Linked DNA regions of Mus musculus: regions 1, 2 and 3 are each linked to region 4. The links are chromatin loops, found by intact Hi-C in ENCODE. Cell type or tissue: left cerebral cortex. All regions are shown on one strand. Region 1 holds the start of Npcd (neuronal pentraxin chromo domain). Region 2 overlaps Dnal4 (dynein, axonemal, light chain 4). Region 3 has its middle 18 kb from the start of Cbx7. Region 4 holds the start of Pdgfb (platelet derived growth factor, B polypeptide).

What was found. Hi-C counts contacts between places; a loop is a spot of excess contacts. Peaks named below come from ENCODE experiments on the same cell type or tissue, not always from the same donor. Only the 100,000 strongest peaks of a DNase experiment are listed, where the experiment ranks them.
Region 1: a loop joins it to region 4, with 5 times the contacts of the local background. A loop is called at or near these places in 3 of 42 quality-filtered maps.
Region 2: a loop joins it to region 4, with 4 times the contacts of the local background. A loop is called at or near these places in 3 of 42 quality-filtered maps.
Region 3: it touches region 4 in a loop (2.9-fold over the local background); 18 of 42 quality-filtered maps call a loop at or near these places.

Annotation. Positions count from the first base shown.
Region 1 is chr15:79,828,129-79,836,128 of GRCm38, forward strand. It overlaps Npcd (neuronal pentraxin chromo domain), which reads right to left and starts at 6,205. Exons shown (of 9, transcript NM_001013362.2): 1 at 6,015-6,205; 2 at 5,787-5,830; 3 at 5,574-5,639; 4 at 5,384-5,450; 5 at 560-850. The coding sequence starts at 6,083. Cbx6 (chromobox 6) reads right to left here and starts at 6,205. Exons shown (of 5, transcript NM_028763.3): 1 at 6,015-6,205; 2 at 5,787-5,830; 3 at 5,574-5,639; 4 at 5,384-5,450; 5 at 1-850. The coding sequence starts at 6,083. In left cerebral cortex, CTCF peaks have their summits at 369 (motif pointing right), 2,450 (motif pointing right), 3,118 (motif pointing left), 4,101 (motif pointing right) and 1 weaker place; DNase peaks (open chromatin) are centred at 325, 791, 1,045, 1,132 and 10 more places; H3K4me3 peaks cover 4,317 bases; H3K27ac peaks cover 5,790 bases.
Region 2 is chr15:79,760,549-79,768,548 of GRCm38, forward strand. Dnal4 (dynein, axonemal, light chain 4) reads right to left here. Exons shown (of 4, transcript NM_017470.2): 2 at 4,268-4,473; 3 at 2,962-3,045; 4 at 901-1,977. The coding sequence starts at 4,336. The coding sequence ends at 1,813. Among named protein-coding and RNA genes, the nearest start is that of Dnal4, 9.9 kb to the right of the region's middle. In left cerebral cortex, CTCF peaks have their summits at 499 and 3,129 (motif pointing right); DNase peaks (open chromatin) are centred at 581, 3,213, 4,556, 6,373 and 1 more place; H3K27ac peaks cover 7,786 bases.
Region 3 is chr15:79,946,685-79,954,684 of GRCm38, forward strand. It overlaps a transcript of Cbx7 not described here. Among named protein-coding and RNA genes, the nearest start is that of Cbx7, 18 kb to the left of the region's middle. RefSeq lists an enhancer at 3,253-5,781. In left cerebral cortex, CTCF peaks have their summits at 296 (motif pointing right), 1,141 (motif pointing left) and 3,644 (motif pointing right); DNase peaks (open chromatin) are centred at 289, 2,924, 3,697 and 3,893; H3K4me3 peaks cover 904 bases; H3K27ac peaks cover 1,691 bases.
Region 4 is chr15:80,007,634-80,015,633 of GRCm38, forward strand. It overlaps Pdgfb (platelet derived growth factor, B polypeptide), which reads right to left and starts at 7,344. Exons shown (of 7, transcript NM_011057.4): 1 at 6,303-7,344. The coding sequence starts at 6,365. In left cerebral cortex, a CTCF peak has its summit at 4,264; DNase peaks (open chromatin) are centred at 1,994, 2,379, 2,740, 3,491 and 7 more places; H3K4me3 peaks cover 5,046 bases; H3K27ac peaks cover 5,681 bases.

The DNA.
Region 1 (8,000 bases), 180 kb before region 4:
GCGACATCTCGGGGCGCCAGTCCCCAGCCTCAGGCTCGGAGGAGCCAGCACCTGTGGGCTCCAGAGCTGTATGTAGCGCCTGGTCCGCAGCACCAGTGACATCAGGAGGCACCCGCTGGCCGGTGGCAGCCGCCTCAGGAGGGATGGACAGATCGAGCACCTCTGACTCTCGCCAGTTGGGCACAGATCGGCTCAGGGTCTCCGGGAGTAGCTTGGGTGGTGCATCGTCTGGGTCAGAGGACTGCAGTGTGGGTGAGGGGCAGCCGGAAGAGCTGGAGCTGTGTGCGTCAAAGGGGGCAGCAGCTGGGGTGGCCAGGAGCAGCCCAGGCCCCGAGGAGGCCACATCGGCTTTGCCCGCAGTAGAGGGCGCCAGAGGGGCAGGAGGGGGCTTGTAGAGCGCAAATGTGCCAAACTTCATGTGGCGGATCTGGGTACGGAGCATGCTCTCGCTGAACTTCTTGCTCTTCCCAATGACCCGGTTCCGCGAGGGGACTTTCGGGCGGGCCAGTGCCCCGGTGCCCTGCGCAGTGCTGCCACCTCCCGGACCCTTGTCAATCACCTTCAGGTTCAGGATGATGCGGTTCCGCTTGGGCTCCCGGGGCTTCACCTTACGGTTGATGATGCGCACGGTCTCAGAAAAGGGCGAGATGGGTGGGCGTAGGCCAGGGCTACCCCCTTGTGGGTCTGGTCGTGGCAGGGGACGGCGAGACATACGGTGGCAGCGGCGGATGTCTTTCTTGAGCCGGTGCACCGCAGCGCTGGAGTGCAGCTTGGGCGAGGAGGCGCTGGCGCTCGGCTTGACAGAGAAATGCACATCACTGATGCGGAGGGCCTCCGCCTGGGCCCGGGCCTGCGGGCAAAGGGGCGTGTGTGGGACCTCAAGACTTCCCGCGGTCCCTAGACACCCCTGTGCCAGATAGCCCCGAGCTCCATCAGTACACGTTCAGAAAGAGTACCCAGAACAATCAGTGACTTATGACCCTTCAGACAATTAAAGGGAAAGTGCACTGGGGCGTGCAGCTCAGGCTTGCCTGGAATGCGCGGGGCCCTAGTTCCGTCCCGGCTCCAAATAAACCTGACATGGGGGCACACCTGTAAATGGAGGCAGGTGCACCGACCGTAGGTTCAGGGTTATCTTCAGCTACACTGTATGTTTGAGGATAGTATGGGTTACATAATACTCTTCTAAAAAACCAAAGCAAACCAAACAGGAAACCAGTCCAGAGAGGCGGTGGTGTGTAATTTGTCTACAAGGGCTAGGTAATTCTTAAGGTCTTTTTACTACCCCTAAGTCATCGTGTGTGCGCACTGCCCTACCCTTCCCCATGCCCACTACCCCGCCATTCTTGCTGCTTCAGCAATAATGACAGGGACCTTGTGAGGAACCCTTTTCCCTGTTACGGATCCCAGGCAAGCCTGGGACTCTTCCAAGGGCTAATTTTCTTGGTGCCAGAGTAGATTCACCCTGACCTCAGATGACCATGATTTCAAGAAAGGCCCTTGCTCCAGCCACTCTCTGCCCTGACCCTAGGCAAGAGTGCATTCACACCAACGGTTCAAAGGCCTATACTCAGAAGCCAGTGTGAGAATTTAGCCTAGGCCTCGGGTGGGTGGGCACAAGACAATGGAGTGGAGGTAAGTGTGATCTCTGAAAAGCCCCAGGACCCAACAGCAGCTCAGCTGCTAGTGACTTCACAAGAGCCCCACACCAGCTCACCCCTTGCCTGATGACTTAGAACAGAGAGCAGACACGACTTCTCCATAGCCAGCCTTTCCTTCTCTAAGGATGAGGGCCAGCTGCACAGCTCTACTCTGAAGGATGCCTTCCATAAGGTGCTACTTTCTAGAGACACGGGCTACCTAGCAGGAGGTGGTGACTTTATGGAACGCAGAGAGGAAAACAGACCGGACACTGCCAGGATATGGAGAGAATCCCAGCAGTTTCTGAGGCCAGGGTGGGACATGAGGACAGAGACCCATGCAGGCCACATCCCAGTGCTCAGAGGATGCAAAGATAAGAGTGGACAGCTGTGGCTGAGGACCAAATAGGGAAAGACAAGAATCCTGACTCTAATAGCAACCCCAGCCACCATGGGGCAAAGCATGGGGTTCGGTTGTGACACTCTAGTCTAGTTAGGAGAAGTTAGGGGCACCAAGGAGGAGCTTACTCCCATGGATAATTTGTTGGGGTCCCCAGAAAGAATCTGTGTTGGGGGTGGGCGGGACTCTCCATCCACAGTCCCCACACACTGGATGCTTAATGAGTACAAAGAGAAAACCTGTACACCTCCTGACAAACCCAGATCACGACCAGTCAGGGGTCTCCTGGCTTATAGTGAACAGATGTCTTCTTACCAGGGAGCCCCAAACCCTCAAGGGACAAGAAACACATCTGAAGATTACGGGGCTCTGTATCCAGGCTGGAGTGTCCACATTCACTAACTGACACTAGGTGGCAGCACTGAGCCAGACACAGCTAGCTCCCAGGGCTCTGTCCAGTTGAGTTCCACAAGGGGCCCCTTACACCCCTCCCAGGTACATTGATGGGGGAGCTTAAGGGATCTCTTCAAAAACAAGGACCTGCCATCCTCTCACGCTGCATCCTGCCTCCACTTCCTCATCATCAGATCCGGAGCTGGAGTTGCAGGTGTTTGGGAATCTGGTACTCTGACTGAATAGCACTCTTAGCTGCTGAGCCATCTCTCCAGCCCCCACTGACTAGCTAGCTCCTACGGGGGAGGGGGGGAAACAGGTGGTCCTTGGAGTGTCAGGATGTGTGCAAACAGTGGACCCAAGATAACAGTCCAAACCTCATTTCCCTTTCTGCGCCATCTCAGTGAGTCCCTGCCATGGTGTCCTCCTGTGAGCAACATTAGAGCACCTGCTGACCACACATTTGGAGGCAGCCAGTACTTGGTAGGTACCAGGCTTCTGAGAAACCAGCTTTCCCTAAAACATGCTTTCAAATGGCTTATAAGAAACATCTCGGGGCTGTCGAGATGGCTCAGCAGGTAAGAGCACTGACTGCTCTTCCAAAGGTCCTGAGTTCAAATCCCAGCAACTACAAGGTGGCTCACAACCACCCATAATGAGATCTAACGCCCTCTTCTGGTGTGTCTGAAGACAGCTACAGTGTACTTATGTATAATAAAAAATAAATCTTAAAAAAAAAAAAAAGAAAAATCTCTTACTTTACAGTGTCTAAACATACTGCATAAGATACAGTTCTCGGGCTGAACAGAAGGCTCAAGAGTAAGAGTAATGACTGCTCTTCCAGAGAACCCAGGTTCAGTTCCCAGCACCCACATGGCATCTCACAAATACCTGTAACTCCCAATTCTGGGGATCCATTTCTGGCCTCCATGGGCACCAGGCACGAACATGGTATACACATACACACACACACACACACACACACACACACACAGAAGCACTCACGTATTAAACAAACAAACAAACAAACAAAAAGATGTTATTCTCCTTGGGTTGGGAGGTTTTTGACAGGCCCTGGGTCTGCTTAGTGAATTTCGAAATCACTGCAGGCCACATTCACTGCACTAACAGGACAGGAGTGGCTACAGGGTTTGGGGAGGACTGCAGACAGCATTGAGACACTGCTGCTAGCTCTCTGTGGTGGTGGGTACCTTATTAACCTGTTTCTTTTCCATGGTGTGGAATGGGTTCGTGGCAGCCATCTCAAGAAGGCGCCAGGATGTTCAGCACTCCTCCTTGCAGAAAAACCTGTGTATTCTGCTGAACTGCCTCTTACTCACAAAGCAACAGGTCCAGCCTAAGCTACCTCCCTCCGCATCCCTTCACACCAGCTGCTTCCTAAATTCTGGATTAAGGCTCTACAGCAGGCAGCTCCACCCCCTGCCCTAGCATCTCTGAGCCTTGTTTCCTACAGATGTGTGTTCAACTTCCACCTATAAAAGTGGACTAGTACTATCAACTCCACTGGGATGTTGAGACGATTAAAGGAGATGATTCGTGCAGAGGACTCAGCACTGCTGGGTTCCAAAACAAATGGGAAATGACAACTTTTAAGAAAAGGGCATTTTGAGAATCCATACTCAAGATCATTACCGCCTTGACCACTAGAGGGTGCTCCAGGGGCGCCAACAAGCTGTCAACACAGCCCACCAGTCTTCCAGCTGCTCTGCCCACTCCCTCCCCACCATCAAGCATCAGGGTTAAGGTTGCTGAGTTAATCCCCGAAGATGCACCGTGGCTAGAGGCGGGGGAGTAGGGGTACGCGACAATAGGATTCCAGAAACCAAGGGGTTTTTTTTGCCACATTTGCATTTGGTCCAAGGCTAATTCTTTACACCCAGTCTTTTGGCTGGCGGAGGGGGCCAAGACAGCGCAGGGGGCCAAGACAGCGGGGTCTGGTCCACCCTTCCCCCACTGAGCTTGGAGCTCTTTGGACAAATTGGAGATTAAGAGGTTCTGCATCTTGCAGTCTCTTCTCCAAGGAGCTCTTCCCGTGTTGTGCTGGTGCCAAATTTGGTGAGAAGACCTGGGGCATCGTTAGTTCTTTAGGGAAACTACGGAGGCAGACACTGACCGCCTTGCATTAAGTGGCCATCAGGGATCGTCTTGCTCTCCTCTTCCCAGGCTCTGTTCTTCCTCATCAAAAACAAAACAAAACAAAACAAAACAAAAACAAAAACACCCCTAACTCTCCAAGATGGCTTCCCATGAAGTTCTTCGCTCTCTTGCCAAACAGGCTATGTTCACCATGCCCCACCCCATCTTCATTGGAACCTCCAGAAATATCAGGATTAGGGGTAGACAGGCTCAGGACCCGAAAGCTGGTAGTCCAGTGTGAATGATCAAATTCAGGTTGAAGTAATTTAAGGTCAAATTCAAGCCGGGCCCCCAAGTGCTATGGGAGAAGGTACAGAATACACTCCAAAGGAGGTGGGCAGTTATAGGGCATGGGAGGCCAGTGTTTTGCCAGGAGGTAAGCCTATCTATACTCAACAGCTCCAAGACTCTAAATCACAAAACAGGCCAGTGTGTTCAAGGCTGGAGGAGATGAAGGGTCTCACTAGCGAAAAGAACTTCCCAGTCACCTCCTCCCCTGAGTATGCCCCACCTGCTTCACTCACCCGCTTCCTGGAGCACAGTCGATCCCCCACCCCCAGTTCCTGGTTTCATCCCTGATTACCCCACTCCCAGGCCCCTCTGGCTGGGCTGGCTACGGCCCGCTGCCAGGGACTTGTCAGGGACTCACAACCACCCCCTGCCCAGCTGGGGCCCCTCTGGAAAAGCCTGCCCGCCTAGGCAGCGGCGGATCTGTCCCTCCCTTGCAGGCCGGCCCTGTGCTGCGCCCTGGCTGGGGGCCCGAGCGGGGGCTGCTGGGGCTGGGCCAGGTTACCTTTAGGAGGAAAGTTTTGGGTTTAGGTCCCCTCTTCTTGGGCCCATACAGCTCACGTTCCCTTTCCCTGTAGTCAAGAAACGCCAAAGATGAAAAAGGGTCCCTTCCTGGGCCCCACTCCCCGACCCTGCCCGCCTTTCCCGCTTCCCTGCGCGGCGCCCCACCGCGCCTGCCAGCTTCTCCAACTCACTTCTGCTCGAAGGCTGCGATGAGCCTCGAATCCAGAATGTTCTCCTCTGGCTCCCAAGTGCTGTACCTGCCGAGTCACGCGTACAGAAGAGCAAAATGAAAACCCAAGGGGCAGGGGCACACCGCGAGGGCTCAAGCACGCACCCCCTATCCAAGGCCCAGGTGTCTTCTTGCCGCCTCCCCAGTCCCCATGCCAACGACCCACGACACTCACTTGATCGCCCACCCTTTCCATTTCACCAGGTACTCGATGCGTCCCTGAAAAACAGAAAGGAAAAAAAAAAAAATAGGGGGTGGGGGTGGGGAAGATGCAGGGACGCGAGGAGGCGGCGGCGCGGGGGTGGCTGAGGGAACCCGGCTAGCCGGACCACTGCACCCCGAGGGCCCCGCGGGCTCCGACACCACCGCGGGGAACACAGGGCTGTCCCGGCCGAGGGCTCACCTTGCGGATCCGGCGTTTAATGATGGATTCGGCCGCGAAGACCCGCTCGCCTACTGCAGACAGCTCCATCTTGCTCAGCGGCACCCACAGCCCATAATACTCCCTGCTCCCGCGGCCGGTGCTGCACCGCTCGCGCACGCGCCCCAGCGCTCAGGCCCCCGGCGGGCGGGCGCTCGGCGGGGCGCGCGCTCGCGTTCCAGCTGCGGGCCGTCACGTGATGCTCCGGGCCTGAGCGCCGTTGCCAGGGCCTCCCCCTCCCCCGGGGCGGTTGCTAGGGAAAATGAGCGCTCGCGGGGCGGGGGCGCGCGAAGGCTCTTAAAGGGGCCTGTCCTCTCCCCCGCAGTCCTGGCGGGAGACCGATGGATGCTTGGCTGCTGCCAAGCCGAGTGAGGTGCAGTGCAATCCTACATTGTCCCACTTCATCCTGCAGGCCCAGGATCCCTGCCACCTCCTACCCTCCTTGTAACTCCTCATGCCAGAATTGCCAGGCCCTCGACAGAGAGATGCGATAGGCCCAGGAGTCTCTAGGCGCTGTGCATCCTCCTGCAGACGTTTGCAAACAGTTAAATATGATACAGCAGAAATGCATTCACTGCAGCTTTGCCAGGCCTTGTGGGGATTTCTTTAACACATCACCCCATCCATTATTTATGTATTCGTGGGAGTGTGGTTTTGTAACCGGTTCAGATAAGTTAAAACAAAAACGCCACAGCAGGAAGGGGGCGGCGGGGGGGGGGGGGTGACTGCAGAGGTGACCCAGGCCTGCGACCATGGTCTCAACACCTACAAGTAGACCTTGGCGAGTGTGTTTATAAACCAAAGAGAGAGAGGTCTCAAAAGAGAACCGCAGGGCATCCCAGATTGAGTCCAAAGCAGTCTTTCTTTGGGTCACTCAGCAGAACCCGCCTTCATGGTCAAATCTGTATTGGGATTTTCAGGCCGCAGGCCACAGCATAATTCTACAAACCACAGCTGCAGGAATGACTCCGCCATTGCTCCTGGGAGGCGCAAGTGGGATCTGGAACTTTCCCTCTTGGATGTAGCCCACCTCGCTGGAAACACACATTGAAAAATTATTTAATCGGAGTTTCCATTAGGCCAGTGGTCTTGTTCTTTGCAAAAAGAAAAAAAAATTAACCACATATAAATAAGGAAACGAAAGGGAAGGAGCAATTCATAACCTGTATTAAGTCATTGGGGTCCTCTAGCCCAGTTCTTTCCCTAAACTCGGGCCTGCATGAATATGCATAGATACATCACCTACTTGGAGAACACAGGCACACATGTTCTATCTATTTAAATGTTTAAGCACTATAGGGTTGTACTATTCACACTGGAGATGCTATCCTCCCTTAATGATATTGATTGGACATTAACACTGATTTTGCTCTGTTCACCTGTTGTCTAGGGCTGGGCTGGAGGAGGGGTGGGGATTTGTAAGGGTCAGGATTATCTTTTGATTTCATGATTGGCTTATTAGAATGGGGTGGGGGCACAGGGTTGTACAAGTCTCCCCGCGATTGCACCATTTCTTGAAGGTGCAAATTCACTGATGAAAATCTCAGCTTTCCATCCCTGCACGCCTGCAGATATGTATAGAAAGTACATTGACTGAAATCCTTCTGCTCCCCCTCAAAGTCTTTATGCTACTGAGAAAATCCTCTTAGCTGGCAAGACAGCAAACCTGAGGTGAACATCACCTAAGTAGAGAGTTGTTCTGCCCCGGTGGGGTGGCGTGGATGAGCAGGTAAGTTGAATGTGTGGGTGTCTGTGCTTGTGCAAGCTGAGGAGGCCACAGGATGAAGAAGATGGCCACCTATCCACATAGCAGATCACTCAGCAGTCTTTGTGAGCCATTGTGGAAGCTTTGGGAAACAAAAGTCAGTGCGGTGAGAAAATTGCCTTTCTCCCTGCGTGACCTCAAGGTGCAGATAGTTCCCCAGCAGTAGATGGATTTGTGTCAAGTTGCTGCTGTAACAAACAGCT
Region 2 (8,000 bases), 250 kb before region 4:
GAAGAGGAAGAGGAAGAAGAGGGAGAGGAGGAAGAAGAAGAGTAGGAGGAGCAGGAAGAGGGTACTTCCCAGAGAAGTACCCTACTATGGTGCCCTATCACCTACCTGCCTTACACAGCCACACAACCACACTCCCCGGGAGCAGGAGAGAGCCACTGCAGTGACAGCAATGACCATGGTGACATGGGGTTGCTGCTTGTGGCCCTGTGATACTATGTGGGTTGGGCACTACATTAGCCTCATCCTGCCCAGATGAGCCAGCATGAGCTGGCAGGAGAAGTGTCACAGTAGTCGCCCAGTGTAAGTCACTGGGGTGTCAACTGTGCAGATGCCCAGCAACCTCTGGGGACAAGTGTCACACTCACTCTACAGACAAAGCTGCTGAGGCCTAGTATGGAACAGAGGGACCAGATATGGGGACCCCAGGCCTATAATCCCAGTCACCACTGCACCTTGGTTGCTGGCTAAGCCAGCATTACTTGCCAGCACCCACATGCGGCAGATTAAGGGATGAACAGATGCAAGGCAGGCGTTGATCAGCCGTAGCTATTCCAGGCTGGTGCCCCCTCACCGCCTCCTGAAGCACACCCACCTGATCGCCCCTTCCAGTCCCATGTGCAGGGCTGTCATCTCTCTGGCAGCCACCCCAGTAGGAACAAGGAGCTGCCTCCACCCAGCTCAGGAGGGCTAATTCCTGCTGCTCACATCTGCCCAGATGGCTGTGGTGACACTTGTCTAGGTGTGTGCCCTGTGCATATGCACACACACAAGCATGCTCATACGTCCCCAGGGGCACTGGCCTTCATTGCATCACTGTCCAGTGGATCTGATAACAGGGCACACAGGCACAGTAGGGCAGAACGAAGCCCCTGTTCCAGGAAAGTTCAATACACCACAGACTAAGTTTAGTTTTTGGTCGTTTTAATTGTAAAAACCAAGACGTTTATATAAATAAGACCGCTGTGTAAAATATGATTCACCCTTCTACTAAAACCCTTCTTCCCACACTCAAAAAGAATCTAGAAAAGCCAGCAAGGTAAGAAGTACAAATCGCATGCGGTCCCTGATGAAGTCCCTGGCAGGCCAGGTTTCCCTGCTAACGGGGCCTCACGGTGAGATCACTCCTGGCCCAGGTGTCTCACCGGGAGCTCAGCAACACTTTGACAAGTCGCTCTACACCACCGCACCAGCCTCGGCCACGCAGCAGTTCTGGTGGAAGGGGTGTGAAAGGTTCATGTGGCCCGAGCTGGGAGAAGGGGACAGGAAGACTGTGTGATCCTCGGGCCAATGCCAGGGCTGTGAATGGCTGGTCCAGTAAGATGTGGTGGGCTGTTCAGTCCCGGGTCAGGCTGGGGAAGGGGAGAGGGAACTCCTTCCCCAGTGAAAAGGAGAGCCTTGCCCTGTGTCTCATGAGAGGAGTCTCCGGCTGATTCCACATGGCCACTAACAACAAGGGCAGGAGATACTTCCCAGCAGTCCTTGGGGCAGAAGGGCTTTGAGGCTGCTGGGATGGAAGGTGGGACCAGTCCATTTCAAGGAGAAGAATCCCGTGCTTCACCCTCTCACCTGCCACACCCCACCCCTCATGCACACAGAGATGCCTGTCCACAGCTCAGAGCTTGGAGACAACCACGGGGAGCCTGGGCATGGAGAGGTCACCAAGTGGACACTCTGGGTGCGGCTCAGGAAACTGGTACACAAGGACAAAAGAAAAGACTTGACTCTCCTTGAGAGAGCCAGGCTCTGCCTAGGGGAGCCTGGGGAGCCCCCCCCCAGCCCAGAGGACAGGCGGGAGAGCTGCAGGGATGGGGGTCAGGAGCACTTCCACACACACACGGCCAGGGTCCCCCCGAAGTACAGGTACAGGAGGTTCTTCACCTCGTGGGTGATCTCAAACCCAAACCCCTCGCCGATCACCACATGCCAGGAGGAGCCGAACTTCTTGTCCATTGTCTCCTTGATCATCTTTGCAGCACTCTGGAAGGGAGAGGGTGCCGATCAGGGATAGTGACAGGCACATGCCAGCTCCTACACCAGAAAGGGAAGCGTGGCACTGAGCTCTAGGCAGAAACAGGCTGCTGCCCTGGCCTGATGTCGGTCTGCCTGCAAGATCACCACAGACGTGTCTACACAGGTCCCTCCTGCAGGGGAACAGCACCCAGACACCTGTCAGGCAGGTGAAGGTGATGGCTTGAGGAAGGCTGGGCTGAGGGCTGGCTGTGTCACTCTGGGTTCCAGATCAGCACCAACACCCTCCCGCAACTGCGAACCCAGAGAAAAGGGCCCCAAGGCCTCAGAAACTCCCCAGTCTGCAATGGCTCTCCATTCCCATGCAGGCTCTTCCCGAAAGCGTCCTTCAGCGTGAAGGGGCTGGAGCCCCTGAGCATTCATTGTGTCCCCACCACCTCAATAGCTCAGGAAAGAGGTACCCCGCTCCCCCAGCCTACAGACTAGGGCGTTGGGTTCAGAGCCGACACAGCCGAGGAGGCTGTAGAGGGGACGTGGCCACACCACCACCCTCTTTCTCACCATGGCCTCATAAGTGGCACTGCTGTGTTGAGACCCGTGGCCACAGTCCCAGGACCTCGAGCAATACCTGTTGTGGAGCTGGGACTCCGCCCTTTCTGAATGGATGGATGAATCATGGATAATGCCTGGCAGGCCTCTGCTCAGGGCTGGGATGGAGCCCAAGAAGAAGCCCTAGCCAACAGCCCACTTGAAGAGTCCTGGGCAGAGGTGATATGGAGACCCTACTGGCCTCCCTCCTTCAGGGGCTAGGTGTGGCCCTTGGTACCCTGGCTAGAACCGCCCTCTTCTCTCACTCGCCTTCCAGAATAGGGACCACCTCTAAACAAGGCTCTAGCTTTGTTCCAGCAGGACTGTGGACCTGGCTACAGGAGCCATCCTAACACACACAGGGTCCCCAGAGGCACGAGGGGCCACCTGCACTGATGCCAATACCTCATTGTTGTTGGAGAATTTCTCACAGGCTGTGACACACAGCTCCATGGTCTCCACGCGCATCTCCTCTGGCATGTCCGAGTGCTAGAGACAGGGCAGGGGGACAAACAGAGAGAGGCTTAGCTGGGACCTGGCCTTCCTGGACAGCCTCTCAGTTTTAAGCTTACGGTATGGACACTAGGTGGCTTCCCTGGCTCAGCCTTGGGCAAGTGATTTATTCCTGGCTGGGGCCTACAGCTGGGGTGGACCAGGCATGATGGCAATGAGCTACAGGCTCTGAAGCCTGTGCTTCTCTGCCAGGGACATGTGTGGGAGGGAGCCCCACTAGAGGAAGCGGGCTCTCTTTCAGAGTCAGAAGGGATGACCGAGCCATTCCTGGGGCCCTGCTCCCCTCTGCTCCTTGGCTCTTCTTTCTCAGGCAGTGTGCCAGGTTCCTCTTCCTCCCATATGGAGGCTGGGCCTGTTTTCATCCTCAGCCAAGCCTTTCCTCCACACAGCTGTACCTTGCAGGGGTCTGGGTGGGGGTCATCCCCTCCTTGCGCTCTGGTCCCACTGCCCAGGTAAACCTCGCTCCTTGGCTTTCTTGCCCTGGCATCCAGATTCCATCCTTAGTGAGCACCTTGGCCAGGGCCAGCCTCACACCTCCACCACAGGGCATGACTACTGCACCTCAGTCCCTGGGCAATGGGCGGCCTTAGCACTTTCCTCTGAATTCACTCTCCTAAGAACAGCGAGTGATTTTCTAATGACGTGACACCCTACACCTGTCCCCTCACTGCTCCTTGGACCTCAGGACAGAAGCCACATTCTTCACCATATTCCTCAAGTGGCTGCCAGCCAGGCCTACACAGGCTGACCCCACCTCACATCTGCCACTCCTCAGATCAGCAATGTTGGTGACAACAAACTTGTCCCACTCAGCCTCCTCTGCTGGTTGCTCCTTTGAGGGACAGATGGCTCCTCGGGTCCTTGCAAGGCCTGCCACCTAACTTGATGAGGGTCACTGATCTGACTTCTTCCAGGCACTGGCCTCTGTACCAGCTCAGTTTCTCTTTACAGCACATATTGCCCGCCATCTATCTGCCCTGTTGGTCACCATCTCTACAGCACCTAGACCACGCTTGGCATACAGCAGGGAGCCTCAACATAGCTGGTGATTGAATGGATGGATGAAAGAATGAATCACTGTGATGGTTAATGTTTGGGGTGGAGCCAGGCCAGCAGAGCCCTGGTCTCCTCACTGCAAGTTCCACCCACCTGCAGGCAGTGAGGCCCGGTGGCCACTTCCCTCCCTCCTCAGGCTTACCCTGACCAGGGGGAAGGTCTGCAGCCGTTTATAGTCAGCCTCCTCTTTCTTCCCTTCAGTCTCTCCCATGATCCTCCCAGCGTGCCCTCAGGAGGAGAGTAGGGCTTTCAGGAGGTGCTGGGCCCAACAGTTACAGCGCCCCACGGGCTCGGGAAGCAGGCCTTGCCAACTTGGCAGGAGCAGAAAATGTCTTTCCCCAAGGGGTGCTGCAGAAAACAGGAAAAGCAGGAGGGAAGAGTTGGCTTCAAAAACCACACATTACAAATTAGAAATGTCTCAGTGACAATCTGACACCTCCCCATCTCAACGCCTCTGCCTCCTTTCCCAAATGGCCAGCATGTCTGCAGACGGAGGGTGAGTCAACCCGAGATGCTGCAAGAACACACTGTCATTGTCAAGACAGATACTAACTGTGGGCCAGGCCCAGGATGGAGCTGAGAGCTACCAATTAGCAAGGACAGTTTCTGAGTGTCAATGACAGCCTGTCTGGTTTGAAGGAAGCCAAATACACAGGTGATCACTGACAATTGGGGCCTGTCACAAAGTGAGGGGTCCTTTCTGAAGGACCCTGCTCTGCAGAATAGGAACAGTGTGGTGGTGGCCTTCTTGGCACACCAGGTGCCTTGACAGCCCTGCCTCCCCTCCCCAGGCTATTAGGTCCTGTCTCTCTAGCTGGTCCAGGAGCTGGAAGGCCCGGGTGCTGGCACCAGTTCAGCCAATGAGCAGCAGCACAGCCTGGGGCAAAGGAGAGTCCATGCCAAGTGGACTCACCAGTGACTGGGGCCACACCCATGGCAGGGAACTCAATGAGACAGGGCGTGTGAAGCAGGCACCTGGGTGTCAGGCAGGCAGTGGCTGTTCCCATCCTTTGGCCACCAGAGGACTCAATGAGAGTTCTAGACCTTCCCTCATGCCCCACCCAAGACAGGGTTTCCAGACTCTTTCTAGACTCAAGGCCCTCCCTACCAGACCTGGGCATCTGATGATAGGCAGGGCTTTTCAGAGTCAGCTGGACTGCAGCTTAAATGAGCTTCCGGCCTGCAAAAGTCAGGAACAATTTCATTATTCTAGAATGAAATCAAAGGGCTTCCTCTCTCGGGGTCCTGATGTGCATGCGTGCAAAACACTGCAATGACGAACCATCCTCGGCAGTTCACAGAGGACAATCGAGACTATACATCACAGCAGCTTGTCTGAAAGCTAGATCTCATTAGATTCCACCACAAAGCCACTGAACTCCAAGATGCCCAGCATGGTAACCAAGAGGTATAGACACAAATTTTATGACAGCGGCTGTCCAAGCTGGCTTGGAACTTTTGAACTCAAATGATCCTCCTACTTCAGTCTTCAAATAGCTGGGAATACAGACACAGGCCTGGAGAGCAGGTGACATGGGCTAGCTGTCACATGTCAGCCCAGTCCCAGCACTCGGTCTTTGTGCAGTGCTCAATGTTGACTGCCTGAGGTCACTCAGCTCAGGAGGAGCTACTGGCTACAGCGTTACCCTGAACAGCTCCCTCTCTTCATGCACTCGAGCACATGGGTCCTTGCTGCACATGTGACCGTGAGTGTGGCTCAGATGACCTGCAGTGATTTAAGTGCTCCACCTCCTTCCCCGAGCCTGCGGTCCTGGGCTGCGATTTGGCCTGGTAGAGCACTGGGTACTCTCTCCGGCTACACTATACTCTTAATTCACACCTCTCTGATGCTGCCGCCACTGTTGTTCCTCCCTCCCCCCCCCCCGCCCCCCCACTGGTGGATACCCTTGAGCAAGGCTCAGAGCTTGGCATGGACTCCACCATTCCACGACACTGGTGTTTTCTGACTTCACAGGGCACAGATGGCTCCCTTCATCTTCCAACTCTGGGCATTTGTACAAGTTGGGTTTTAGCAGGTTTTGTTTGTCTCTACATAGGAGCTGGCTGTTTACCAAGCACAAGCTCACTGCAGTTTCTGGTCAAATTTCTTGTTCCACGAAATCCAGTGGGCCACTCGTCTCTGCTAACCAGCATTAAAGCCTGTCTGCCATCTTGAGCTCCCAGCTTTAGTAACGCCACTTCACTGGCTCCGGAGCCACCCTCATGCGGCACTGCACGGGGTGCCAGGGCTCTCCACTTTGTTTACCTCTGAAAATCCCAAGTGGAAGCAACTTAAAGTGGGGGAGCAGCTGCTCAGCATCTTCCACTTACATGTTTCAACTCAAGTTGATTCATCCTCAAAACTAAGAAAGGCTGCCAGGCAGGGGACGGGCGGGCGGTGGGTGGAGGGAGACGACACAGAACCCATCATGCCTATGGCCTCAAAGAGACTCTATGGAGGCTCACAGGACTCCAGGGGTGCTACTAGAGCCCATTCTTCAGGAAAATCCCCAGCACAGTTCTAGGGAGCAACAGCATGGCGAGGCGAATGCTAAGTCAGACCATTTATGCCTAGGGGCTGTGGGTATAGCAAAGTACTTGCTTACGAGGCGAGAGGCTCTGAGTTCAATCCCCAATGCTGCAAAATAGATATATAAGCCACGGGCCAGTAATAGATGCCGGTTCTATAAGAGAATGGAGTTCTGCCCACTTCCTTGGCTTTGGAGGCCCGAACAAGGGACTGCAGCCAGGCCTGGGTTTCTCCTTGGAGGTGGCTGATACAAGCCTCCTGTGAATGGTGTGAAACACCCGCTGTTCTGCAGTTCTGGCCGCTCTGCCCTCTAGGGCGATCCTTCCTCCAGCCAGGACTCAGCCAACATCATTCAACCAAATATGCTATGGACCGTGACTCATGAACACACATAGCTTTTCCTAATCACTGCATAGACTCCTGGCAATCCAAACGGGTAAGACTTACAGAGGAAGAGGGGTTGTTAGAGATGACGCGCTTCCACACAGAAAGGAAGAGAGATTCTTATGACCCTGTATTCTGGTGCAGCTCCAGTTCTTCAGCCACGATTAGCACACCCTGCCGAACGGATGCTTCCCAAAATAGCACAACTGGGGTTTTAATAACCTTATCAATCTCCCGTGTGAATGAGCACACGCCTGAGAGAGGCTGCGTCAGACCAGACCACATTTTAATAATGAAAGTGTGCCACAGTCAGGGTACCAAAAGTTCAACTGCATGCCACCTGGTCCATGGTGGAACCTGCTCTCCCCACAGGAATCCTTTAGTGTTCCATGGAACCCCACCCAGGACGTATACACAGGGCTGCCCCATAGCCTTGTCAAAGCCAGTGCACCTGTCTGGAAGGTCCTGGTTCTTTGTGACACTGACCTTAAATCACTATTAGTCACTCTGTTTCTGAGTATTTGAGGAGAATCTTTAAGAGAGAGGACATGGTCTCTGGAAAGTAAAGCCAAAAGTATCTGTCAACTGTATGTGCATGTATGTGTGTGTCGTTCATGTGCATATGTGTTAACACTTAATGCTTGGAACATTCTTGGCCTTTAGGCTTATAACCACTACATAACCAAGACACTACGGGACCCTTTTAGAGTGTGTCTGGTAGTGTTGGCTGAACCAAAGTCAGGTTCAGCAGGTGGGTCTCAATTCACATCAGTTCTGATTCTGACAGCTACTCATCTGCATGTGGGGACTGAGCAGGCGCTACCTCACAGGAAGGATCAGCAGCTGTTGCTGGGGTGACAGGAAGGGGACCTTTGCCATCTATCTTCCCAGGAGCCAACCATACAGTAGCATTTGGCCCAGCAGACTGCTACTTCCTCATTCCCACTGAGGGTCAGCCTCT
Region 3 (8,000 bases), 61 kb before region 4:
CCTCCGCTTTTTAAGTTTTATTTCGAGACAGGACTTCTCTGTGGAGCATTGGCTGTCTTTGAACTCACTCTGTAGACCAGGCTGGCCCTGAAAACACAGAGATCTGCCTTCTTCTGCCTCCCTGCACTGCTAGCCCTGAAAGATGGGACACTGTGAAGTACCAGAGTTATAGTCATCTCACCACACAGATGAAGGAACTCAGTCCCAGAGAGGGGAATCATTTATCCCTGGGTGGTGCAGAGGCGAGAGAGCGCGTGCCCGCGCATGTTCAGCAAGAAGGTGCAGTGCTCAAAGACTGCCAGAAGAGGGCATCGGATCCCCTAAAACTGGAGTTAGAAACATCTGTGTGCCCCCATGTGTGTACTGGGAACCAAAACTGCTCTGTAAGAGCAGCCAGTTGTTCTTTTGGCTGCGAGCCTCTCCTTTAACAGCTGAGCCATCTCTCTAGCACCCCCCCCTTTTTAACGTGGGGTGGGCACAACTACACACGTGTGAAAGTAAGACAACCACATTCACAGGTCAGTTTTCCCCTTCTGTTATTTGGGTCTTTGGGATTGAACTCAGTCAGGCCGGAAGGTGAATGAGTGTCTCTACCTGTCACAGAACCATGTCGCCAGCCCTGTGATGTTTCTTTCTGTCCCTAACCATCCCAGGAGCCTTGTGGCCCTCCTCACACAGCCGTCTGCCTTCCCTTTCCTGCTCCAAAGCCATCCTAGCCTTCTCTATAAACCTGCTCACAGCCCATGAGGGGCTGGGATATGTGTGATGGCCTCTTGCTTGTCAGTTTGACTACATCTAGAATGAACTAAACCCCAAGGGCTGTGAGGAATTTTTGTTTGTTTGTTTTTGTTTTTCGAGACAGGGTTTCTCTGTATAGCCCTTGCTGTCCTGGAACTCACTTTGTAGACCTTGAACTCAGAAATCCGCCTGCCTCTGCCTCCCGAGTGCTGGGATTATTTGGCTTATTTTGGATTTTTTAAAAAAACATTTATATGAGTACACTGTAGCTGTCTTCAGACACACAAGCCACTATGTGGTTGCTGGGAATTGAACTCAGGACCTCTGGAAGAGCAGCCGGTGCTCTTAATGGCTGAGCCATCTCTCCAGCCCCTCATTCTGGATCTTTTGAGGTCAGAAGATCTGGGCCACGCCCTCTGCTGGCAACCTATATAAATATGAGCAAAGACTGAAGCTTGCTCTCTGTGCCTGCTTGCCCTCACTCTCGCTGGCAGGTCTGTTCTTTCGCTGACATTAGAGCTGCCTCCTTCAGGCTTCCAGCATACACTGAAGTCCAGCTGAGACACCAGCTTCCAGGATTGATCAGCTGCCGGCACATTCTTGAACTTTCCACTGGTAGACAGCCATTTTGGGGCCACACAGCTGACCGTAGTGTGTAAACCATCTTAATTGTCCTTCTATCTGTCCACTCTATTCCGATCCTTTAGGGAACCTGACCGACAGGTATGGGATGTCAGATTCTTACTTGTAATTGTCCCTAGGACAAGCTGGGGCGGGACCAGAGGACAAGGTGGGAGGCCATTCCTCTCAGTAAACCCACTGAAAAGATTCCATTCGAGACCCAGGGTCTAGGTCTGGGTTATAAAAATTCATCTCTGATGCTGCTGCCACCTCCTTACCACTCCCACCCCCGCCCTCCACCCATACACTGAACCCTGGCCTCTGCTGCCTGCCCTGAGGGGCATCCTGTGGTTGCTTAGAAACCTTCTTTTCTGTTTCAGCCTTGGCCTCTTCCTCCTGGGCTGCTGGGCCACCTTCTCCCTCTACCTCTCTCTTCCACCTGGATGGCTAGGTCATTCCTCGATCTCACCTGTGTGTACCAAGGGTTTAGCACCGAGCCAGCTCTGTGTTGTGAGATGGTTCAAATCTAGTTCTATCATTCTATGCTGTGCTGCCTCCTACAAATTCTTCAACCTCTCTGAGCTTTGTTTTTCACTTGCAAAGGGATTGTAGTGAGAATCTGCACACCAATATGCACAAAACAAGCGAGCAAACAGTATGAGGTGGCTATCCAGTGAAGGTGACTGAGCACTCTAATGTATGCCTTTTAAAAATCTGTATATATACATGTATATGTACTTATTGTTGTTTTGGTTTGGTTTGTTTCCTGACAGGGCCTTACTATGTAGCCCTGGCTGTCCTGGAACTCACTCTGTAGACCAGGCTAGCCTCAAACTTTAGAGATCTGCCTGCCTCTGCCTCCCAAGTGCTGGGGTTAAAGACTTACTACCACTCCTGGCTATTTATTTTTTATTTTTAATTAAAAGAAAAGAAGTCAGCAGACTCCCTGTCCTCCTATTCTTTCCTCTACCCTGATGTGTCCAGAGGGATCACCGAAAAACAACCCGACCCATTTACACACATCACCACCTGCTCAAAAGCCACCTGTGAGCCAGGCACACGCCTGCCATCCCAGCACTCAGGAAGGAGAAGCAAGTGGATCTCTGTGAGTTCAAGGCCAGCATGGTCTACATAGATAATTCCAGGCTAGCCAGTAACATTGTGAGACCCCGTAGGAAAAGAGGAAGAGAGAGAGAGAGAGAGAGAGAGAGAGAGAGAGAGAGTGAGAGAGAGAGAGAGAGAGAGAGAAGCCACCAAGGACTCCCTGGTATCTGGGCATTCAGGTCCCACTCTTTACCAGTGCCTCTCAGGCCCTTCCTCTAGCTCTTCCCTGGGTCGTTTCTCCTTTAATTTAGTCTCCACTGCAATCCTGTGGGTCCGGGTCTCTCCCAGGACAACCAGGGTTTCCTTTCCAGCGCCTGAGCTCATGTTGTACACGAGTCGAACAAATACACTTTTGTTGCCCAAACAAAATGCCTGTGTGTTACTTTTGGTCTCTTTTCTGCAGTGCCTCTTGTCTAAGCATGCCTGCCACTCTCCAGCCTGGCTCTGAACAGCCTCCCGTTGCTGATCATTGGCAGGGACGTTGGACCCACCTCAGGTGCCTGCTGGTGCCTCATCTCAGGGGGCGCCTTGAATATCATGTGTCCAGAGTCTAGCTTGGCTATCGTTCCAAGGTCATTCACACCCCTCAGTTCCTAAGAGGGGCATTGAGTGGATTTGCTAATGGCAGCCTTGCTTGCCCAGGGCCTACTCCATTTCCTAGGCTTCCCATGGTTCCTCGGAATTGCAGGCTGTCCTCCAGGCCACATCACAGAGCTAGGGGAGATCCTACCATCAGAGAGAGTCATGGGAGACAGGGAGGAAGACAGGTGTGAGCATGCCTCTATAAGGCCCCACCAAGTCTTTCCAGCTCCAACAACTGGGCGCCTGGCCCCCGATGACGCCCTTTTACCCGTCTCTGATGCTAGTTAGTTTACGCTGAACCGACTCCGGCCTCCAGGGAAGTCAATTTATGCGCTAACTCATTCCTCAAACATCTGCACCTCCTGCGCTGTACCAGCTCACTGAGGTGCGCTGGGAAGATACTGAGGATGCTGAGGATATTATGATGAGAGACCGAAAAAAAAGTCTCAAGACAACGTCACTCGCACTGATTTCACACCAGGGCCGTTGGTCGGTCTGAGAGCACCCACTGGCTGAGATCTTCTCCACTGAGCTGGGTGCCCCTTCTGCAAAGTGGAACAGGGCTGGTCGTGCCCAGGGCCTGCCAGTGCTGCACCTGAGGCAGCAGGGGGAGCCACCGGTAAGGACTCCCGTGCCCCAAGGAGCCTCTTCTGAGAAGGAAATATTATTTAACCTACATTGTGTGGGCGGGAAAACACGGGGTCCTTGGAGCCTAGCCAGCCCCTGTCTTCAGGCTGTTTGGCTTTGTTTGTTTTTTTGGCCTCTTTTTTTTTTTTTCCTCTTTCTTTGGGCTAATTGTTCTCATTAAATCTTTTTGTCCTGTTTTGTTTTTTACGGGCTGACAATGCTGCCCAGCGCTCAGCGCAGCTTCCTGTGTTTCTGCCCAGTGCAGACCTCGTTTCCTGTTGTGAGCAGTCGTCATGGCAACTGGAGCCCTCGGTGGGCTCCACGGGGGGCCGACAGGGGGGCAACAGGAGTGACATCACTCGGTGGGAAGGCAAGGGGCTGGGGTCCGTCAAAGAGGGCTGCTGGAGGCCGCCTGCGGGCAATTGCTGTGGGGTGACTCAGCCTCGAGACAGGGCAGAATGCCTCGCATTCTTTCGGGAGGTAAGCAAGGTCAGGCAGCTAGGCTGGGATCCTGTTTACCTGACCCTAGCCCCCCCCCCCCGGGGGACCCAGAGCCAGTGCCGTGCTCACTAGGACAGAACCCCCAGAGCTCAGACGCTGAGCCTGGAGTGGAGGAGGGGCGGGATCCAGACTCCCAGACCAGTCTGAGACCAGCTTCAGGTCACTGCTCCACCAGGTGACAGCTGTCACTCTGAACAAATCACCCGGCCTCCTGATTTCTGATGGAGGGATCCCATGAGAATGACTCCTTGGTCTCCAGTCAGCTGAGATGACTGGGGCCCAGGAAAGCAGGAGTCACAGAGCTCCACACTTCTCACTGCCTGTCACTTGCTCTAAGGCTGGATGAGAATGAAAAGCTGGGGACCCCACTTGAATCCCTTGGTGAGCCCCAAGTACACAGCCTAGACAAAGGAATAGAGAAAGCTAGCCTTGAAAGGCAGGGCATGCACCCTGAAAATACCAGGGCTGGGGTGTGGACAGAGCTCACCTGCTCCATTCGCATGCTCCCTGTTTCTGTGACTCCCCTCGGCCACCAACATGAGAATGGAGTCTGGACGAGCCCTCTGAGCCCATGTATGGTTCCTGACCAACCTGAATCCCACAGCCCCGGGGACCACGTAGAACAGCTTCTAGATGGGGTGCCAGGCCCTACCTAGAGTCAGACTGCCCACATTCACCTTTGGCTAGCTTCAAAACAGATCAGTTGCCAATGGGAGGTCTCATGTTGCAGGAACCAGGACAGGGCCCCAGTTATCACGGATAAATGGAGACCACCTGGCTCAGTAGCCAGCCTTAAGAACATGCTTGCTAGTCAGTGCCTTTGTAGCTTCCCAAGCTACCAATTCACCTTCTATTGCACCACACAGGGTCCCATTCTTTAGTTCTGGCTGTCCTGGAACTCTGAAGACCAGGATGGCTTTGAACTCTGAGATCCTTCTGGGATTAAAGGCATGTTATCCGCCCCCCAGCCCCCCACCCCATGCTTGGAGAAGTTTACAACTTCCTGGGTTGCTATGAGATGAAGCATCTAGCACATAGTAGGCCCACACAGATGCCCACTGCCCTAGCATCACCTACCCAGCAGTGCTGGAGACCCTGACTCTGGGTGCCCATCCCAATTTATCCGTACAAATACAGTGAGAGGCAGCGCGGCCAGCTACCCCGCGGTTTTCCCATAAAGGGACCGGGTTTCCCTGGATAGGAAATATCCTGTTCTGGCTGGAGGGGGGAGGAAGAGGAGCGGGAAGGACACAGCCGCCTACATTCCTGGCATTCTTGGCAGCTGTCGTGTCCAGCTGCCTGGCTGTGACTGGGGGCACTGGCCCGGTGCCAGGCCAGCCTGGCCCCACAGAGCCGGATTCCTCTTTGGGTGCCCTTGGACTTGGGGGTAACAGGGGGATCCCTCTTGTTTTCAACCCTCCACTCAATTCAAAAAGCTGAAATCCAGTGCCAGAAGTTGGGATGTGTGTGTGGGGGGGTGGGTGAGGGTCTGAGGACAGCTGTTGAACAAGGAGGGACTTCTATTTCCAGTCCTTGCCCAACTAATGGTGGCCCTAGGAGGTGCAGCAGAGCAGCCAGGGCACAGTTGGAAAAGCAGAGGGACCTCCTTGACTCTCTGGCGGCCGAATGATGGGCTCTGAATGCCCATCACCGAACACTGTAAGATGGCTAAGACACTGTCATAGACTCCTAGAGGAGCCCCTCCCTAATCAAGGGCAGGAAGCCAGCCCTTCCCCACACAGGGCTGGCATCGTGCCTTACAGTGGTGTCCCTTTTTGATTTACTTATTCTGAGACAGCCTTGCTGGGCAGTACAGGCTGGCCTTGAACTCTTGGTCCTCCTGTCCTGGCTTCCTGAGTACCAGAATTACACACACGCACCCCACCCCGCCTGCCCAACTTTATCTAGTTACTGAGAGGGTCAGCTCTGGCCTGATACTCGGGGAGGAGGCTCTGGAATCAGCCCCCCGGGAGCACCTCAGGGGGTCCTGGGAGGAACTGGACTAAGATCACTAAGATCCGACAGTTAGCCAGGGCCAGCTGCCTGCAGCCTTCCGAAGAGTTGTGTTTGTTCTTTCCCATGTCCTCTGTCACCTGCCCCCATCTCAGCCCCGAGAAAGCAGTGTGGGAAGGAGTTGCTGCTGCTCCCTGGGATCTGCCTCGGGGGTACACTCTGCCAAAGCCTGAGGCTGTGCACAGGTGGCCCCAGGCACTCTCCATTCTGGGAGTGGAGAGAGGGACGCAGCAGGAGAGGCAGCTTGACATCAAGAATCAGTACCTAGACCCAGACTCCCCTGCCTGGAGACTTTTGATCCCTTTACTTTAGACTATCCTGTTTTCCTTCTCAACAGCTTATGGGGCTCTGGTGTGGGCCACATGGAGAAACCGGACTTCTCTGTGCCCAGCTAGGAAGGACCCAGGCTATCCCAACGACTGGATATCCCATTCCCACTTTACCATCATGCACCTGGGGCTCTGGGACTGATAGTCCTGCTCTACTGTCTGTGGTGCCAGGTTTCTGGATTTAAGTCTTTGGTTCTCTGGCTACCCGTCTACCTACACACACCCTTGAGAATATTCAGAAGACGGAGCCCCACTTTGTCACCTGTCCTGGCCTCAAGCCAGAGTGGCACATCTGCTCTCAATAACCACCCCCCATCTCCATTTTGTCTGTCCCAGAAAGTTCAGTCACTGTCAAAGCCATCCCTCCACCTTCCCCTGGTGCCTCTCGGCCGCCTGTCCTGTCTGTCTGGCCCTCTATCTGTCTGTCTGAGAGACAGTAGGAGGAAAAGCCTGGAGCCTCACCCTGCTGGATGCACGTGTCCAGTGCATTGTTCTCTCTCCTTGGGGAAATGTCAGTTGCAAAGCTTGGGAGTCACGGGGCGTGTGCTGGGAGTCCCTGAGGGCTGGGGATACACGTTTGGAAATGTATTTATAGAGGACAGGGTCAGAATAGAGTGAGGATGCTTGCTGGAATACATCATGATAAAAAAAATACAACAGAACTGGGCGTGGTGACGTGTATAACACTCGGGAGGCAGAGGCAGGGGCATTGTCTTATAGTCACTATAGTACGTTACAAAACCTTGTGACACTGTCGCACCTGTAGTCACAGCACTCTTCCAGAGAACGCACTTGGATTCAATTCCCAGCATCTACATGGGGCCTAACTCAAGTTCTGGGGGACCTGACACCCTCTCCTGGCCTCTGTCAGCACCAGGCACACCATACATGCAGACAAAACATACCTGCTGTAAAAGCCCAAGGGACGTGAAGTCCATTGTGACATTTCGTCTCCTGGAAAGGCCAGGAAAGCGGCAGCCATGAACTCTCTACAAGGCTCAGGGATACGACCAGAAAAAGGAAGACAGCGAGGGACATGCTAGTGTGGAAGGGGAGATCTCACAGGACCCCAGCAAAGTCCTATGAGCAACCAAGGAATGTGAGGGTGGGAGAATATATTCTTCCCCAGGGAAGAGGCTTCCAATTGAATACCTAATACCAAGCAGCCAGCCCTGAAATCATATAATACAAGTAACATTATACGAACTAAGCAGACTGTATTACTGCATTTTGAAATATGTATATGTATATGTATGTATATATATATATATACACACATATATGTATACATATATATGTATGTATACATATATATGTATATATATAATATATACACATACATGCATATGTTTGTGACAAACATCAAAGGAAGAAAGCCAGAGGCCGTGAATTTGAGAAAGAATGTGTTAGAGGAAGGCCTAAAGGAGAAAAGAAAAAGGGGGAATTGATGCGAATATATATCACAATTCCTTTGTAAAATATTTT
Region 4 (8,000 bases):
GTCTAATGTTTAGGAAAAACTCTGTAGCGGTTCAGTCATGCCTACCTCTGGTCCCCCAAGCCAACCTAGGAACCAGAAGAGACAGGCTGGGGGCTGAGGGGGACGCCTTGAAATCTGGCTCCCGAGACTTCTCAGCACCAAGGTCACTTTGTTCAGTCATGGAGTTTATAAACCTGCTTGGTATCCTAGGGATGTTAGAGGTTTGACGGACAAGCTAGGGAGCAGGGCAGGCACTTGGTGTCTGGTGGTGTCTATAGTGTCTATGGCTGCTTCACGGTTGGGCAGAGATATGCAGGACAGATGGCCAGAAGCTGGGCTGGAGAAAGAAGGCCACTCGCCCAACTCAGAATGGTATTCAAGAGATTTAGATTCCAAGCCTCACACTGCTACCCTCTGCTGTGTGACCTCTAGCTGGCCACTGCCTCTCTCTGGTCTGACCTCTTATCAACGAATTGAGTTAGAAAACATTTAAGTCCATTCTAATTCTGCCTGAGGTTGACCAAGGATAGCCAGAGCCAGGCTGTGTAAGGTGGCTTGCTTGTCCTAAGGGATGAGAAGTGTTTGTGGAGGGATGGCTGGAGCTGCCAGTAAGGTAGAACATACTGAGCCCCGGACAGGCCTAGCCCCAATCCTCAGCCCACTTACCCCTCCCCCCACAAGGCTGAGTGGGGAAAGACCCCAGGTAGAGACTGTAGAGGTGGGAAAAGCACTCAGCTGGTGCAATAAATATTGGTAAAATATGTGAAGGGCTGTCTGTCTCTTGCTCTGCAGGCTCGCTCAGGTGTGATCCCTTCTGCCAACATTATCATTAGTCCCATCTTCCAGATGGAAAAACTGAGCCTTAGAAAAATTAATACACAGCCACAAGGCAAGGTGACTAGCCAGTGGCAGAGTGGACCCCTTCCAAGCCGTAACATGCCTAACCTCTCCTGGCCCTCCCCGGGGACAGTTCAAGCATGCCTCCTCTCTGTCCTGATATCATTAGTCCCAGCATCATTTGAGACCCCTGCGGCTTCTCTGCCCCATCTTGTTTTACAGCAAGTCTCAATTACAGTGATGGCACTCTCAGGGTACATTGACACCATCTGAAGACATTTTTAGTTGTCAAGCCTAGGGACAGGCTGCTGGCACCGCGGTGGAGGCAGAGGTGCTATTCACCGTCCCACAGAACATAGGATGTCACACAGGCTACAGTATCACTGGTCCCAAATACTCCCAGAGTCAGAAGTGAGAGACCCACAACAGACAAAAAGCCGGGGCTCCCTGTGTAGGGGGAACCAGGGTGCTCAGAATGAACCCTACCATAAATACCTTACTTTCAGCCAGGCATAATAGCACAGACATTTAATCCCAGCTACTTGGAAGGATGGGGCAGAAGGATTTAAGTTCGAGGCCAGCCTGGGCTATGGAACAAATTCAAGGCCAGCCTGGGAAATTTAGTAGTGCCCCATTATAAGATAAAAACAAAGAAAAGAAAAGACTTGAGGGTGTAGCTCAGAGGCAGAGCTACTGCCTAGCAAGGGTGAAGATCTGGGTTCAGTCCCCAACACCACTGAAAAGGACACAAAGGGATTCTTATTTGTCCTTTAAATGGGGTTAACCCCAGCTGGTCCTGAGGATTCCTGTAACAGTGCACAGCAGAGCAGTCCCAAATAAAAGGCACTTCACCGGCAGGCGGATTTCTGAGTTTGAGGCCAGCCTGGTCTAACAAGTGAGTTCCAGGACAGCCAGGGGTACACAGAGAAACCCTGTCTCGAAAAAACAAAACAAAACAAAACAAAAACAAAAACAAACAAACAAAAAAAAAAAACAAGAAAGAAAGAAAAGGCACTTCACCAGCTGAGCAATTTTTTCATGTGTTTCCTATGAGGACAGCAAATGACAGCGTCCTGGACCAGATGCTCCAAACATTTCCAAGGATGGTGACAGGTGGGTGGAGAGCTGCTGTCCCCCTGGGGTGTGACTTTACACGATCCCCCACGCAGGGCCACAGGAAATGGCACCTAGCCCCACACTGACACCACCAGGTGCCCCGTGGGCTGCTGGGTCTCTTCCGGGTCCGGGGGTGTTAACAGCTAGAGGTCCACTTCAGGATGCAGTGCTCCGGAGGGACTCTCAGAAGCACCTGTTTGTAAACAGAGTCCATGTGTCTGGGTGTAACAGTCCTCCCTCTGGCCCCCAATATGGGGCTGCTGAAATCTGGTTTTTTTTTTTTTTCCTGCCACAGGTTCTGGAAGCCTCAAGGTGGGCACCCATTCATAGATTACCCACACACACAGAACAGGAAACCTGACAACCTGAAGAAGCTGCCCCAGATCTCTGGCGGGTGTGGGATGGAAGCAGGTGGGGCCAAGCCAGCCTGGCAGCCCAGAGAAACAGCCTCCTCCCTGCCCCACCCCCAGAGCCAGCTGCAGGAGGCATGAGCAAGAGGGAGGCCAGGTGAGTTACTTGCTCCCTGCCAGGCTGCCTGATCAAAAGGGCTTGAACTCCACCATCCACCTGGGCGCACTCATGTGAGCGAGCAAGCGCGTGCACACACACACACACACACACACACACACACACACACACACACACACACACAGAGAGAGAGAGAGAGAGAGAGAGAGAGAGAGAGAGAGAGAGAGGGAGACTGACTCTCCACAGTCCCACAGCCTGCTGCCTCTGCAATGAGAGAGACGGGCTCTCTGCCCAGCACCCGGGCGTTGTCTATGGCTGGCAGAGGCAGAAGCTGACGAAGCCTCCTAGGGCCTGCCTGCTTGCCTGCTTGCGTCTCAGGCCTTATTTAGATGAGATGGCAAAGACAAGCTCTATGGAGAAGCCCTCTCTGGGCACAACACAGGCGGCGTCCTTTCTCTTGCTCAGCCTCCCCCTCTTCTGCAGCCCAGCAAGAGAAACACATGGAAGCTGGAAGAGGGCCCTGTCTGTGGGATGGGCCACCCCGTGACCCACTGCAATCCCTGTCCTCACCTCCATTCAAAAGGACCCAACTCCCCTATTATGCATAACACTAACCGAGTCCAATCTGCTCCATATTTTAGGTAAGAGAAACTGAGGCCCAGCCTGCTTCTCCTTCTGTATCTTCCCACCTCCTTTCCTCCCCGCTGACAGTCCAGGTCCCAAGATAGAAGAGTATATTCTCAGGGGGCGGGGCGGGGGCGGGGTTCATTGGGGCCATATGCTGTTAATGAAGTACCTCAGAGCCCAGTGGTGATGACACACACCTTTAATCCTAGCACTCGGGAGACAGAGGCAGGACGATATCAGAGTTCGAGGCCAGCCTAGTCTAAAAAGTGAGTTCCAAGACAGCCAAGTCTACACAGAAAAACTCTGTCTAAATAAACAAACAAACAAACAAACAAGGGAAGGTCAAGGGTTCAAGCCCATCCCCACATTCTGTCTTTAAAACCACATGAGACCCTAGAAGAAAACAAAATCACAAACAGGACATCAGAAAGAGGGAGGGCATCTCGAACACCAGGCAAACGCCTCAAGTTAACTCCTACACACAACACACACCCTGGCTCTTGCACTAGGGCCTCCAGAATCTATCACCTTGACTTTCACACATCTGGGCAGGGGGATTCCAGCCAAGTGGGACCCCCCACCCTCGTGGGACCCCCCTACCCTCCACCCGTGGACATTAGCAAGCCAGAAGGAGACGTGGTGGTTGATAACTATTGGGGGGAGGGCCCTCCACTCCTTCCCGGCAGAAGGGTGCTGAGGCAGACAGATAGTCACATGACAGTCACCTTCTGGGAAGCCAGCTCAGCTGATGGAGACGGGCCTCAGCAGCCTGTTCAGATTCTCCTCCAGTACTGCCTCAACCCTACCAGCCTGCTCCCAACGCTTAAGCTTCCATGTAAAATACAGCCAACTACAGGGTCACCCAGAGAGGCAAGTCCTGCTTGTGTCTCCCTACACTGGTTATTTGGAGCTTGCCTGGGCTGGTCTCTATGGGGACATGTCCGCATGATTTCAGTCTAATACCCCTAAGCTTATCGGGAAAACCTTGGACAACTGCAAAACGCAGTGTAATTAGGGTCCCAGTAGTCTACGAAGGGACAAGGCTGAATTTCTGAGCAGCAGCCTCAACCCTAAATGCGACTGACTGCAGTGCTGCTGGAGGAAGATGGACTGGTAAGAGAAACCTCATCCAGATGTTACATATCCAGCAGTGCCCATAAGGAGGGCTCCATACTCCTACCAGGATTAACCAAGTAAGGGAGGTTGTGGGTGACACACTCAGCAGGTAGGTGGCGTCCCTCTGTCTTGATGATCAAATGGCTATTCGTTGCATGGCTATCCTGCACTCCGGGGCCTCCAGGGTCACACCAACATCACACCACGTGGGGTGGTTGAAAAGCCATTATAGAAGGGTAAATTTTGAGGGGTTGCTAAGCTACTCTAAACAGGCCAAAATGCGTGCTGTGGAGTCCAGATCAGGATCTGGGGTTGTCCCTCCCTTCTCAGAACCCCCAGGAAGGAAATGGGGTGGCTACAGAGGCGGTGGAGTGCCAGAGCGCACTGAGGGCCCACCTGTTGCGTGGGGGCGGGCACCTGGCGCTGAGTGTACAGAGGGACTGTGCGTGCCTGTGTGCGTGCGTGGGTGTGTGAGCGCACGTGTACTCGGGCCGCGTGCGCGTGTGTCCCGCGTGTGCACGGGCGTGGCGGCGGGCGCGCGACCTGGCCTCCTTAGTGCGTGCCCGTCGCTCTGCGCTCCCGCCCGCGGGAGCGGAGCATCGCCTCCGGCCAGGAGTGTGCATGCGTGGGGTGAGTGAGCGAGTCGGGGGCCGGGCGGGGTGGGCTGCAGAGAGCAGCCGCGGGGTGCCGCGGTTCTCAGGACGCCCTGGCACCGGGCCAGCCTCCAGGTCCCCGAGGCGCGGCGCGGCGAGGCGGCAGCTGGGGCCTCCTGGCGTCCCCCTCCCCAACAGCTGGCCGCGGCCCGGGGGGCTGCTAATGAGGAGGGGAGGGGGTGCCGCGAGCGGCCTGCAGCGGCCCGGCCAAGCCCAGCTTGCTCTCTTTCGGGCTCCGGCCACGGGGGGCAGCCGCGGAAGGGCGGGGCCCCCAGGGCGGGCGGCCGGCGGCCCTCGAGGAGCCCCAAGAACAAAAGGAGACGGCGACGGCTCCTTCGTGGTCAAAACAACCTGCTCTGGCTGCGGCCCAAGGTCGGGCTGCGGCCTCGGAGCCCTCCGCTTTAACCCCTTCCCTGCCGCCTCCTGTCTCCTACGCTTGGCCGCAGGCGATCCGGCTGGCCCGGCGAGCAGTCGACTAGGTGTAGAGTCTAGACCTCCGCAGGAGAAGGCGGGACAGGACCCGGGCAATCCGCTCTCCTGGCCCTAGCCTCGCTCCGGCTCGCGCCTCCTCCTGCCCCGCCCCCTTCCCACCTGGATTCCCGGTAGACTTGCCAACTCACTGCTACGTGAGGCTGGGAGGGGTAGGGGCACTGATCCGACCTGATCGTTCCCGCAGACGTTTCCATACCCGACCGCCCTTGCAGCTAGGCTTCTGCAGGCGTGCGCTCCGCATCCTGCTTGCGGGGAAGAGAAGTGCTTCCTCTCGTAGGGTGCCGGCGCAGGTACTGCTGGGCCTCAGACACACACCGCCCCGGGGGCTAGATTCCTTCAGACCAACACCCCCCCCCCCGCGCGCGCGCCCCACCTCCAGTCCTGTCTCTACTCCAAGCGTCTGAACCTACCGTCTGTCTGTCTGCCTGTCTCTCTAGTGTCTCCGTCTCTCTTTCTCTGGACCCCTTGCGCCAAGATACAAGGTGCTTTTGGATCGTCCAGCATGACCCCAAGGTGCCCACTCTAGACCAGTGCAGAAGCTAGGGTGGGACCAAAACCCTTGCCAAAGATCTCTGGATATCCTGAGTTCGAAGGCACATACTTCTAGGGCAGGCCGGGTCCTGGGCAGAACCAAAGCCCAGGCTGGTTCTGAGGAGGACACAGGAGGTCTCGATGCCTTAGACACCCTAGATATCACCTCACCTTTTCCCCTTAACCGGGAAGCTTAAGATCTCTAGCTCCTGAGGCAGGGGGCAGGGCAGCACACACCTTCTAGGACACTAAAAGCTTTAGGGATCTAGATTGGTCCACTGGAAAGAAACCCACCGCTGCCTCCTCCCCAGGAGCCCAGCACCCCGGACCTGGCCTCCCAGCCCTTGGGGCCACCCAGTGCCCGGCGCCTGACTCACGCGCTGCAAGGCTCCAAAGTTCACTGCAGGGAGAGGAGGGGGCGGCCAGGCGTGGGGGCTGGGACAACCAGGGAAGGATCCAGCCCTAGCCGCCGTCGCAACTCACCTCGGCGCTGACCAGACGCAGGTAGCAGCAGAGAGGAAGGAAGAGCGCCCAGCAGCGATTCATGCCGACTCCGGGCCCGGCCCCGCGGGGCCCCGGACGCGTAGACGGAGCGCGCCGCCCCCGCGGCCAGGGTTGGGGGCTGGGGAGGAGGGTGGGCTCCGCTCGGGTCCCCCGCGATCAGGCGATCAGGCCGCTGCAGCCGCCGCCGCGGCTCACCCGCATGGCCCCCGGGCGCCGCCGCCCCCGGCCCCGGCTCCGTCGCTGGGGGGCTGGGGAGGACCTGGACAAGGGACCGGGGTCCAAAGCCGCTACCTGGGCGGATCCCGAGCCCACGCGAGCATCCACAGTCTGGGGGCTGCGTCGCGAACCAGCCAAGGCGTCTAGCCGTGTGGGGGCGCGCAGGGGACTCCAACCTCAGAGAGGAAAAGGAACACGGCAGCCGATGGTTCGTCTTCACTCGCCCGCTAAAGGCGTGTTCCTCTGCCTGCTGGCTTAGCTTTTTTGCAACATTTTCTGGAACGGACCCCCAGATCAGAAAGCGCAGAGCTGGGGACCTCCAAGCCCAAGTCTCCAAAAAAAAACTTTTTCCAAAGTTGGCTTTGCAGCGGCGGCCCGAACACCCGGGCAGGGAGAGGTGCAAACTCCCGCCCGGGCCGGGTGGCGGGGCGGGAGCGTGTGCGCCCTGGCGCAGGGCCCAAGCGGCGGGCACGGCTGCTCCGAGAGCGCGGCGCGCCCACTGCGCGCTGGGCTGGTCCGGGCCGACAGGTGGACGCGGCTCGGGTCAGTCTGTCTATCTACCCACTCGCTCGCCACTCTGGGCTTCCTCTGCGGGTTTCGAGCTGCGGCTGCTCCGGCTTTCTCGTTGCAACGAAGCTAGAGGGTGGGCTTTTTTTTTTTTTCCTCCTTTCCCTTTTGCGCGTGTGTGTATGTGTGTGTGCGCAAAATATCTCTCTGGAGAAAGATGGGCGCTGGCGGCCGGAGGGAAGCCCTCAGGGAGGCAGCGGGGGAGGCAGGCAGGCTGCTCCCGGCTGCAGGAGAAGTTGCCACCCTTCAGCTGTTCCGGCCTTTATAAAGGAGAAGGGAGAGTGCAAGAGGTGGGTGGAGACAGCCTTTCCTCTCCTGGCCCGGAGTCAGCGCCGGGAGGGGGCAGGAACCAAGGGAGGTCCTCAGGCAAAGACTGCTGCTTGAGGGGTCTCTGAGAACTACGCAGCCCCTGTGACTGTGAATCTAGCCTCTTGGCAGGAACTGAAGGTGAACTGCGGCCCCACCCATTAGCACAGTGTTTAGGGGCCTGTCTGCAGGGCCAGGACCAAGGCCAGGAGTGTGGCCCCTGAACCCCAGAACCAGACATCTGCAACCTGGCAGCTTAGATTCCATTGAGTCTAATTAAATAGCTGGGTCACCTTGGGCACGTCACTTTCCTTCTGTGATTCACCCTACATTCTCTAAGTGGGGGACAAAGTGTGTGGATTAAATGTCAGAATGATCAGAAAACATCCAGCCACACACCAGCCCCAAGGTTGAAGCTCTAAACCCACAGCCAGCGGGAACCCTTCAGCTACAAACTGGGTCTGCCTCTCCTTGCTTGTCGCCTGGCACACAGCATGCGCTGCCATGCCAGCATAAGCTGAATTTGAGTCTGTTGAACTGCAAAGTCACTCAACCCACCCCACCCCCAGCCCTGCACCATCCTCCCAA